Regions from separate parts of the Mus musculus genome. Here region 2 is linked to region 1. A link is a loop called in an ENCODE intact Hi-C map of the cell type or tissue named here. Cell type or tissue: gastrocnemius. All regions are shown on one strand. Each heading gives the region's core, and the rest is flanking DNA. Links, peaks and the distances in the headings are about the cores only.

Evidence for each region. Peaks named below come from ENCODE experiments on the same cell type or tissue, not always from the same donor. Only the 100,000 strongest peaks of a DNase experiment are listed, where the experiment ranks them.
Region 2: a loop joins it to region 1, with 1.9 times the contacts of the local background. A loop is called at or near these places in 1 of 42 quality-filtered maps.

What each region holds. Positions count from the first base shown.
Region 1 is chr14:99,296,640-99,301,038 of GRCm38, reverse strand. Klf5 (Kruppel-like factor 5) reads right to left here and starts at 2,348. Exons shown (of 4, transcript NM_009769.4): 1 at 1,817-2,348. The coding sequence starts at 2,044. In gastrocnemius, for the core only: a CTCF peak has its summit at 1,774; DNase peaks (open chromatin) are centred at 1,858 and 2,436; H3K4me3 peaks cover 2,937 bases; H3K27ac peaks cover 2,342 bases.
Region 2 is chr14:99,192,454-99,196,852 of GRCm38, reverse strand. It overlaps Pibf1 (progesterone immunomodulatory binding factor 1), which reads right to left. Exons shown (of 18, transcript NM_029320.3): 14 at 402-504. Among named protein-coding and RNA genes, the nearest start is that of Dis3, 95 kb to the right of the region's middle. In gastrocnemius, for the core only: no CTCF peak of the experiment used is centred there; no DNase peak of the experiment used is centred there.

The DNA.
Region 1 (4,399 bases), core at 182-4,181:
ATGGTATCACAGTTTTGCCAAACTGCCTCAAATCTGTTCACATCCATTACACTTGAAAACTAAAACCTGTGCAAATCTTAAAAATAATTATTCCAAAGGGCTTTTGTGTGTGGACTAGGTTATTTTATCAGGCCTAATATAAAATGTTCTCTGGCCATTTCAATACTTTTTGAATAGAAACTTGAACCTGTGGAGCAGAAGCCTGTATTGTATCCACTGATACAAAACAATTGCACCCTCAACGTTTGGTCCAAATGTTCACTTGAACCAGTAGATTCGGTAATGGGTCACTATCATAATGAAATGGACCTATTCATATCCCTATCTAAAACAGATCTTTAATTATCAAGGAGAAAAATCACTCCCTTGGTAGACGGGTGCTAAGACTCCCGTGGGTGGGGAGAGGCTGCTGCATCGCAGGCACAGTCATCAGCAAAACATTTATCATGTCCTCTCCGTGGGCCAATGCTACATTCCCCCTTCCTCTGTAAAAAGCGCAGTCATCTTGCTATCTCCTGAGCGAAAACTACCAGAATAAAATAACCAAATATCTTCCAGGCCCTGATTGTTTAAGAACATACATAATCAATCCAGCTACTGACCAGACGCCTATCTTTCCCCCAGCTCTCTTCTCTAATATAACGAACGCTTTCTCTTGATTTTTTTTTTGACATTGAAAAAAAAGGAAGTCAGAAAAAGATCAAGCCCCAGGTAAATGAAATGGTTCATAGAACCATTCACCTCAGTCAGTGAATAGGAGTCGTATATTTTGCTTTTAATTTTCCAAAGAAATGTCACCTCGGACCTCAGATCATCAAGATCTGGATGTGGACGAGGACGGACGGGATTTCCCGGATATGCAGGACTTAAAAATAAAGATTCATGCTGTAGCCATGTGAGTCACATCTGACAAAATGCCACTGTCTTCTCAAAGCACCACGACACTGGCAGACCCCAAGAAATAGGCGCTCAGTGCAAATACACAATACAGCAAGAGGCTATTAAACTAAGCGTCTTGAAATAAACCGATCTTAAACCCTTTCGTGCACTGCGCTCCCGTGGCGGTTAGTGGTTTCTGATTTTAGCTCTTCCAGCTGTTTGCATGTGGGTCTGTTTCCAATTTTTTTTTTCCTTGGGACTAGCTAAAAGTCCCGGGAAGTTTTTTCTAGGCTATATGACTCCCGTGCGTGGGCGAAAGAAACAGGCGCTTGCTCTAATTCGGCTGCTGGGCAAGTGTAAAAGCCAACTGCCAGCTTTCAACGCGACTCCGAGAGGAAATTTACGCGCACACTAAGAAAAACAACACCCCTGGCCTTTTTTGTCCGTGTTTCTTTTTAAGGGAAAAGCGGTGTTCCAATACAACCTTAAGATTCTAGTTTTCCAAACGGGGCCCTACAATACATTCTAGGGTGAGCCTCCACGGGGGTATATGAAACCCCAGTACTCCAATTTGCATTTCTATTTCACCCCAGAGGACGCAGGCAGGTGGACTTCCAAGGCCAGGGCCATCGGGAGAGAGCGGTCAAGAAGCATTTTAAGCCAAGTTGAGCGTGGGCACAAGCTTTCATCCCCACGCAAGCAAAGAGAAGGTGCACGCGAGCGCGCGGCTCTCTTTAGCTCCTCTGGACAGATCCGGGTGGGCCCCCGCCCTGCTCCCCCATCCACTCCCCGGCGCCCCGTCTGGGAGCGCAGGGCGGGGCTGTCCACCCGGGCACCCGTTCCCGCGCGTCCCAGTCTGGAGCGGCCCCTGTCGCCCGCGCCTCGTAGCGGCGGGACACGCCCGAGCCGGGGAAGGGAGGCCGGCCGCTCTGCTTACCTGGACCAGCTCCTCCGAGGGCAGTCGCGGGCCAGCGGCTGGCGGCGGCGCAGGCGGGTGGTGGTGCGCGTGTTTCAGATCGTCTCCGGAGAAGAGCGCCGCGTCGCGGGCCGGGTTCGCAGCGCCCAGCACCGGCTTGAGCTGCGCGAACACGGGCTCGTCCTGCGCGGCCGGCGGCTGGGGCAGTGGTCCCAGGCGGGCGCTCATGGTCAGCACCCGCGTGGGCATGGACGGTCTGGGGATTACGGGAGCGGGACACGGAGCGATCGCGATCCCACCTCGCTCGGGCTGGCACGGGACGGCGGACTCGGCGGGGGGCCGCGGCGGGGGACCCCTGGGCCGGCAGCCAGACGCTCACGAAGGCGGGCACGGAGATCGGGGCTCCTGGGCTCGGCCACGCGTCACCGCCGAGGTCCTCGGGCAGCCACTTTCTCCCGCCCCGCCCCAGCGCTCGCTCACCCTCTCGCCGGAACCCGCTCCCGCCACCCCCAAGCTCCACCAGCAACCTAAGAGAGCGCGTACCTGCCCCGCGACTACTGACACTTGACGCCCGCCTCTATTTCACCCAACTCCGGGGAGGCAGGGCCAGCTCACCGGACTGGCAGCGTTGTGGCCAATGGCAAGGCCCCAGGGCCAGAGGGTAGCCAGTAGGAAAGAAGGCCCACGAGGTCCCGCCTCCGACGGGCCGACCGCACCCCTCGCGGGCCAGGAGCTTCGCGCGCAGGGCTGCGGCGCAGTTTGTACACAACTTCTCTGACAGATTGGGCCGGCGGAGCACGGGGCGGGCGGAGGGAAGGAGAGGAGCGGGTGGAATCTAGGAAGAGGGGGAAATCAGGGTGGAGACGCGGAGGGAGATCTCTCCGAACTGTTCTCTGCCAGGATTAGGGCGAAAAAAAAGTATTGCACGTCTTAGGTGTTGTGCAAGGACCTGAAACTCGAAAACCGAAGACAGAAGGCAGCTAGGTGGGGGGAGCTGAGGTTTCCAGTCTTAACCAATGAGTGTATTTTTTTTTTTAAGTATACAAAATGTACTTTAGAGGAAAACAAGGGGCGGTGCGAAAACAAACGTAAAACAGCCCTCCTTTCTGTGTTTTCAGCCGTAGATCTATCTATCTTTTCGCAGATTCCTTGTGGCCTGAATAAAATCTGTAAATGTCAAGCATTTTTTTTCAAGTCCTTGCATACCAACCTGGGCACATTTTCCCCTACAGTATTTAAGGAGCTACAAGTTTTCACAGACATGTCTACTCTCCTTCGCCGAATGTGGGGAAAAGGTGGGGTGGGCCATATGAATTATGAAGTTTTTAATATTTAAACCATGTTGATTCTAGCCCGAGCATGGAATCTAATTTGAGAACTAACAGCCAGCTCAACCGGGTATTTAAATAGACATTACATCTTTGGCTTATTTTTGCTAGCACTGTAGTGTTCGGAGGGGCGGGGAATGGAGTTTTAATATATTCAGAAGTATGGGTCCCATCTACCTAATACAGTGTCACCTTTTCCTACGAAACGGGAACCAAAGAAGGCACAAACATTCACAGACATTCAACAGCCCTGAAAACTGGGTATCCAAACTGGTAGGAAAGCAACAGTCAACTATATTACTACCTTTTTACTGCGTTGTTTTAATGGAAGGTGAGTGGTTTGGTTTGGTTTTGTTCTTAATTTTTGCCAGTAATCACACCAAAGGAAACGCCTTTCCTTAATCCTCAATGTTCTTGTCTATGATTTTATCTGGCTTATTGAGAAGCTGAAACAATAAACTGCGACTTAAAAAGACGCCTGTAATATTGCTATCTATTTACGTCTGTTGGCAGCACACTATACTATAATACCTACCTAGAGCACACTCGCTCCTTTACAGTGAAGCATCTTTTTAAAAAGTTCTTAGGAAAAAAAAAAAGTGCACCTGAAAGAGTGTATCACAGGTATAAGTCTCATTTCCAATGAAATTTCCAAAGTCTCACGTGTCGTTTATTTATTTATTTATTTATTTATTTATTTATTTATTTATTTATTTATTGTAGCAAAGATAAAATCATATTGTGAACTCAGTTTCTTTTCTCCCTTTTCCTTCCTGTCAGCAATGATCCATCTTTACAGTTGTGGTTGCCACTTTCAGAGGATGGGTGATGACAACTTTCATGATACCAGGGTGTTATTTAATAAGTGTGTGTGTACTGACGTTTTACGTCGACAACCCCATGTTGCCAACCTTCATCTTTAAAAACTTGGCCTCATTTTTCTCTGTTATTAAAGCCAATCACGTGCTCAAATAACTCTGAGACGGGTCATAGAATTGTTGTCAGATTTTAACTTTTTAAAAAGGGGTCATTTTTTTAGAAGACCTCTGGGTACTTAATGCTGATAGTATAACCAAACCAAGTGTGGAGTGTTGATAGCTCTTAACAGGATGGTTCCTTCCTTTAACTCTTTGAATTTCTCTTTATTCTGATTGGCTTTTAAGCCTCTCTAAACCAGAGCGTCAGTGGGGCATGCCATTTTACTGCAATAAGACCCGTTTATTTTAATGGAAATCTTTCTAACTTACACAATAGCTTTTCAATATGCTTCTCTTAC
Region 2 (4,399 bases), core at 149-4,148, 100 kb after region 1:
TATATGAAAAACTTTTCTCAAAAAAAAAATTAAAAAGGATTAGTCTTTTCAATTAAACAGAAACTTTAGAAATTTCAAGTATTTAAAAAAATCATATGTCAGTGAGAAACATGTCAACAAATCAGCCAAAGTTGTTTCGCTAGTGGATATTCTCAGAGGCTGAGGCTCTGGGCTCGCCTACTTTACCCTTCCTCGTGCTGGGCATTCTTCAGTCTCCTGTTCTGCTTTGCCATACACGCTAAGCTGTTTAGGAGTCTCAACATTCAGTGAAGTTTACAAGTTTGAAATCATTTTGCAACCAGCTTATTTTCACAGTGCTCAGCAAATAACTGTCGGTGGTAACAGGGCATGCAGAGGCAAGCGAGCGCCTTGCTTCTGGGTCTTCCGACCCAGCTACTCACCTCTTGTGAAAGCTGTCTTACTTGGTTCTTTTGATGGTCCAGATCTTTTAAAATTAATGAATTTTGTTTTTCTAACTGAAGAACTCTTCTTGCCAAGTGGACACTAGGTAAATAAAATGAAAAGCACTTATGTACACCAAAGTAGAATGCTGCCTAAACACACAACAGGTATTTGTATGCTAGAAGGTGGACCCATCCTTTCCTAGCAACACACATAGTAACAGAAGGCAATGGCAATACAAAGCAAAGAACGCCACACGAGCAAGACTTTAGCAACCCTGACATTTCCATATGGTAAGTGTGGTATACTGATTACTTGACTATGGTTTTTAGCTCTGCCCATTGAGGCAGAATTACATTATGTTACTAGCTTGCCAGAAAAGAGAGCCATTTATAGCTTTCTCATTTTAACAAAAGTTTCCAAATTACAAATTACTTAAAATTATTACCTGGAATTATTTGAATACTGTGTGCAAAAATTATTTGAATTATTAAAATTATTATTTGAAATTACTTGAATATTATGTGCAAAAGCTTACATTTTGGAAAGTGTTTATCCTAGTCAATATTATGAATTTTGTAATACAAAACATAATCCAACAGGTTTCCTACTGCATGTGGAGGTGGAAGAGGCGTGTAATAACATGCGGAGAATGACCACAGTACAGGCAGAGTCTGTACTAAAGGAACCCCCTTCCTGCCAGTGTTTTATGTCCCCATCCCTGGCAGGGTCTTAAGTCTGTATCCTAGGCTGGCCTCAATCCCTGCTCCCCGTACATTAGTCCAAGTGTTAGGATAACAGGCACATACCCACAGCCCACCGTGCTGTGCACTCTATAACTGCCCTTGGTTTGTTTGGTTGGTTATGGTTTTTCAAGACAGGGTTTCTCTGTGTAGCCTTTGCTCTCTAGGTAAACAATTCCAAGGACTGAAAGGAAACAATGTTTTTTTAAGAAGTACCAGTAATGCCGAGAAATCATGCTGTTCTCAAGACCTGCACTGTATTTTCATGTTCTATATTAGTTAGCCTATCAATTTAACCTATGAATGGAGAATTCACAGAATTCAACTTCTCACAATGTTGAGTTTTTTTTTTTTATTAGATATTTTCTTTATTTACATTTCAAGTGTTATCCCCTTTCCTAGTTTCCCCTCCGAAAACCCCCTATCCTCTCCTCCCTCCCGCTGCTCCCCAACCCACCCACTCCTGCTCCCTGGCCCAGGCATTCCCTTATACTGGGACATAGAACCTTCACAGGACCAAGAGCTTCTCCTCTCATTGATGACCGACTAGGCCATCCTCTGCTACATATGCAGCTAGAGCTATGAGTCTCTCTGTGTGTTTTGTTTGATTGGTGATTTAGTCCCAGGGAGCTCTGGGGGGTTACTGATTAGTTTATATTGCTGTTCCTCATAGGGGCTGCAAACCCCTTTAGCTCCTTGGGTACTTTCTCTAGCTCCTTCATTGGGGACCCTGTGCTCTGTCTAATGGATGATGGTGAGCATCCACTTCGGTATTTGTCAGCACTGCCAGAGCCTCTCGGGAGACAGCTATATCAGGCTCTTGTCAGCAAGCTCTTGATGGAATCTGCCATAGTGTCTGGGTTTGGTGGTTGTTACAGAGACAAAGTTCAGAGCAGAGACTGAAGGAATGACCATCAAAAAACTGTCCCATCTGGGGATCCATCCCATAGACAACCACCAAACCCAGGCACTATGGCAGAGTCCAACAAGAGGTTTTTTTTTTGTTTGTTTGTTTGTTTTTAAAATTTTCACCAAATAGCCGGGCAGCAGTGGCGTATGCCTTTAATCCCAGCACTTGGGAGGCAGAGGCAGGTGGATTTCTGAGTTCGAGGCCAGCCTGGTCTACAGAGTGAGTTCCAGGACAGCCATTGTTAAACAGAGAAACCCTGTCTCGAAAAACAAAAAAAACAAAACAAAAAAAATTTTTTTCAACCAAATAACTGTACAGAACAAAATGAAGAATTCATGTAAGACTCTGCTAAATATCATCTAACACATTAATGCCTGCGGACTGTTCATTCAAAGTAAAACATACAAGTTTTCATAAATGTTTATAGAGTGATCTCAACAGTATGCCTATATCTAATATTCATTGGTCTGGCATGGTATCTGCCAAGTAGTTGACATTACAGATGACAACGAAGTAGTCTTCATTTATTGACAACAATTCTCTAAAAAATTATGTACTAAAATATATAATAATATGCAAGTAGCACAATAAACACCAAGTTAAAGTGTAGAGTTGTGCAGCTCTCAGAACCTCAGAACTTGAGACCATTTCTACCACCCCCAAGAACAGCCATCCTTTGTCTTTTTCCATTCTTTATTAAATGCCTCTTAACCCTCCACTCCAGTTTAGAGAACCTCTAAACAACTTTCTTCTTATAAATGAATTCATAGTTTACATTTTATTATTTTTTTACTCTAAAAACAATACTTTATATATCAACAATAAAATTTACATATTAACCCTGTTATAGAATTTGACATAGTTTTATACAGAAAACAATTCAGGTTACAAAACCTCTCCCTTCAGGGGTAGGGAGGGGATCATGTTTTCTTTGTTAGTTAATATAACAACTGTATAGTTTGGGGTTTCTCCTTGTTTCCTTGCTGTCTTGGAATTTTCTTTGTTTACCGACTGGCCTTGAACCCAGAGATCCACTGACCTCTGCCTACTGAGTGCTGGGACTAAAGGTGTGTGCCATCACAAGTGGCTTTAGTCACATATCACATATCTTTATTTATTTATTAATTTATTTTGTTTTCTGAGACAGGGTTTTTCTGTGTAGCCCTGGCTGCCCTGGAGCTCACTCTGTAGACCAGACTGGCCTCGAACTAAGAAGTCCGCCTGCCTCTGCCTCCCAAGTGTAGTCACATATCTTAATGTTGCTTTTGGATTAAATCTGTTGGTTTTAACTATGCCTGTGAACTCCATATTTTACATTACTAGCTCCAATTTTGTCTAATTAAAAACCCTGGTTATTATCAATCACACTTTTATCTTCTTCCTTACCTTTCATACATACATATATATATATATATATATATATATATATATATATATATATATATATATACACACACACACACACACATATATACACACATATACACACACATACACATATATATTGTATATATATATATATACATATATATACACATATACATATTGGGTGTAGTTTCTATATTTTTGTTACTCACAGAACATACTCTTTAGGGTCATTCTAAATAACAATTTATCAACAAATGTATGCTGGAGGTATTGACAACATTTGTGTAATAATGCTTATAAAACAAAGAACACAGTCAAATTCATTTACAAAGAAGTATAGATGAGAGGAAATTTTTATGCAAATAAAACCTCTGTTTTCTATTAAGGAATGAGAGATGCTAAAAACAATGCCATGTTACCAGTCACCTGTTTAACAGCATTCTGAGAGGACAGTGACTTGGTGATAGGAAGTGAAGTACAGTACACTGCTCACTGGTTTGGGCAACTTGTTTAGCAAACTGCTCTTATGCAGATATAGTGACAAAGTCAGATGATGTAAACACTGAAGGAAGGAACTGTATGCCAGTGTTTTAGTGTTAGCCCAAGGGCAGTGTCCTAATAAGAATGCGCCTGGTTTTAGTTCAGGCATCCTGAGAGAGAAATCCCATTCAAGGCTGATGAAAGGTGTTAGAGTTTGGGAATGAAATGGTGGTGGATCTCACACCTCTTCAGATCTACACAGGCACCAGGCACATGTAGAGCATAGACATATGCACAGGCAAAACTCTTATACACATAAAAGTAAAATAAAAAATATAGGAAAGAATCAGACAAATCCAACAGGCAGAAAACTTTACAAATGAAAACTGTTCTACACTATCTCCCATCCTCTGGATCAGCACAAAGGAAGAGTGATCCACTCCGAAAACAGAGTGTCTAGTGTCACCGTGCAGTGCAGGAGCACAAACAGCACACG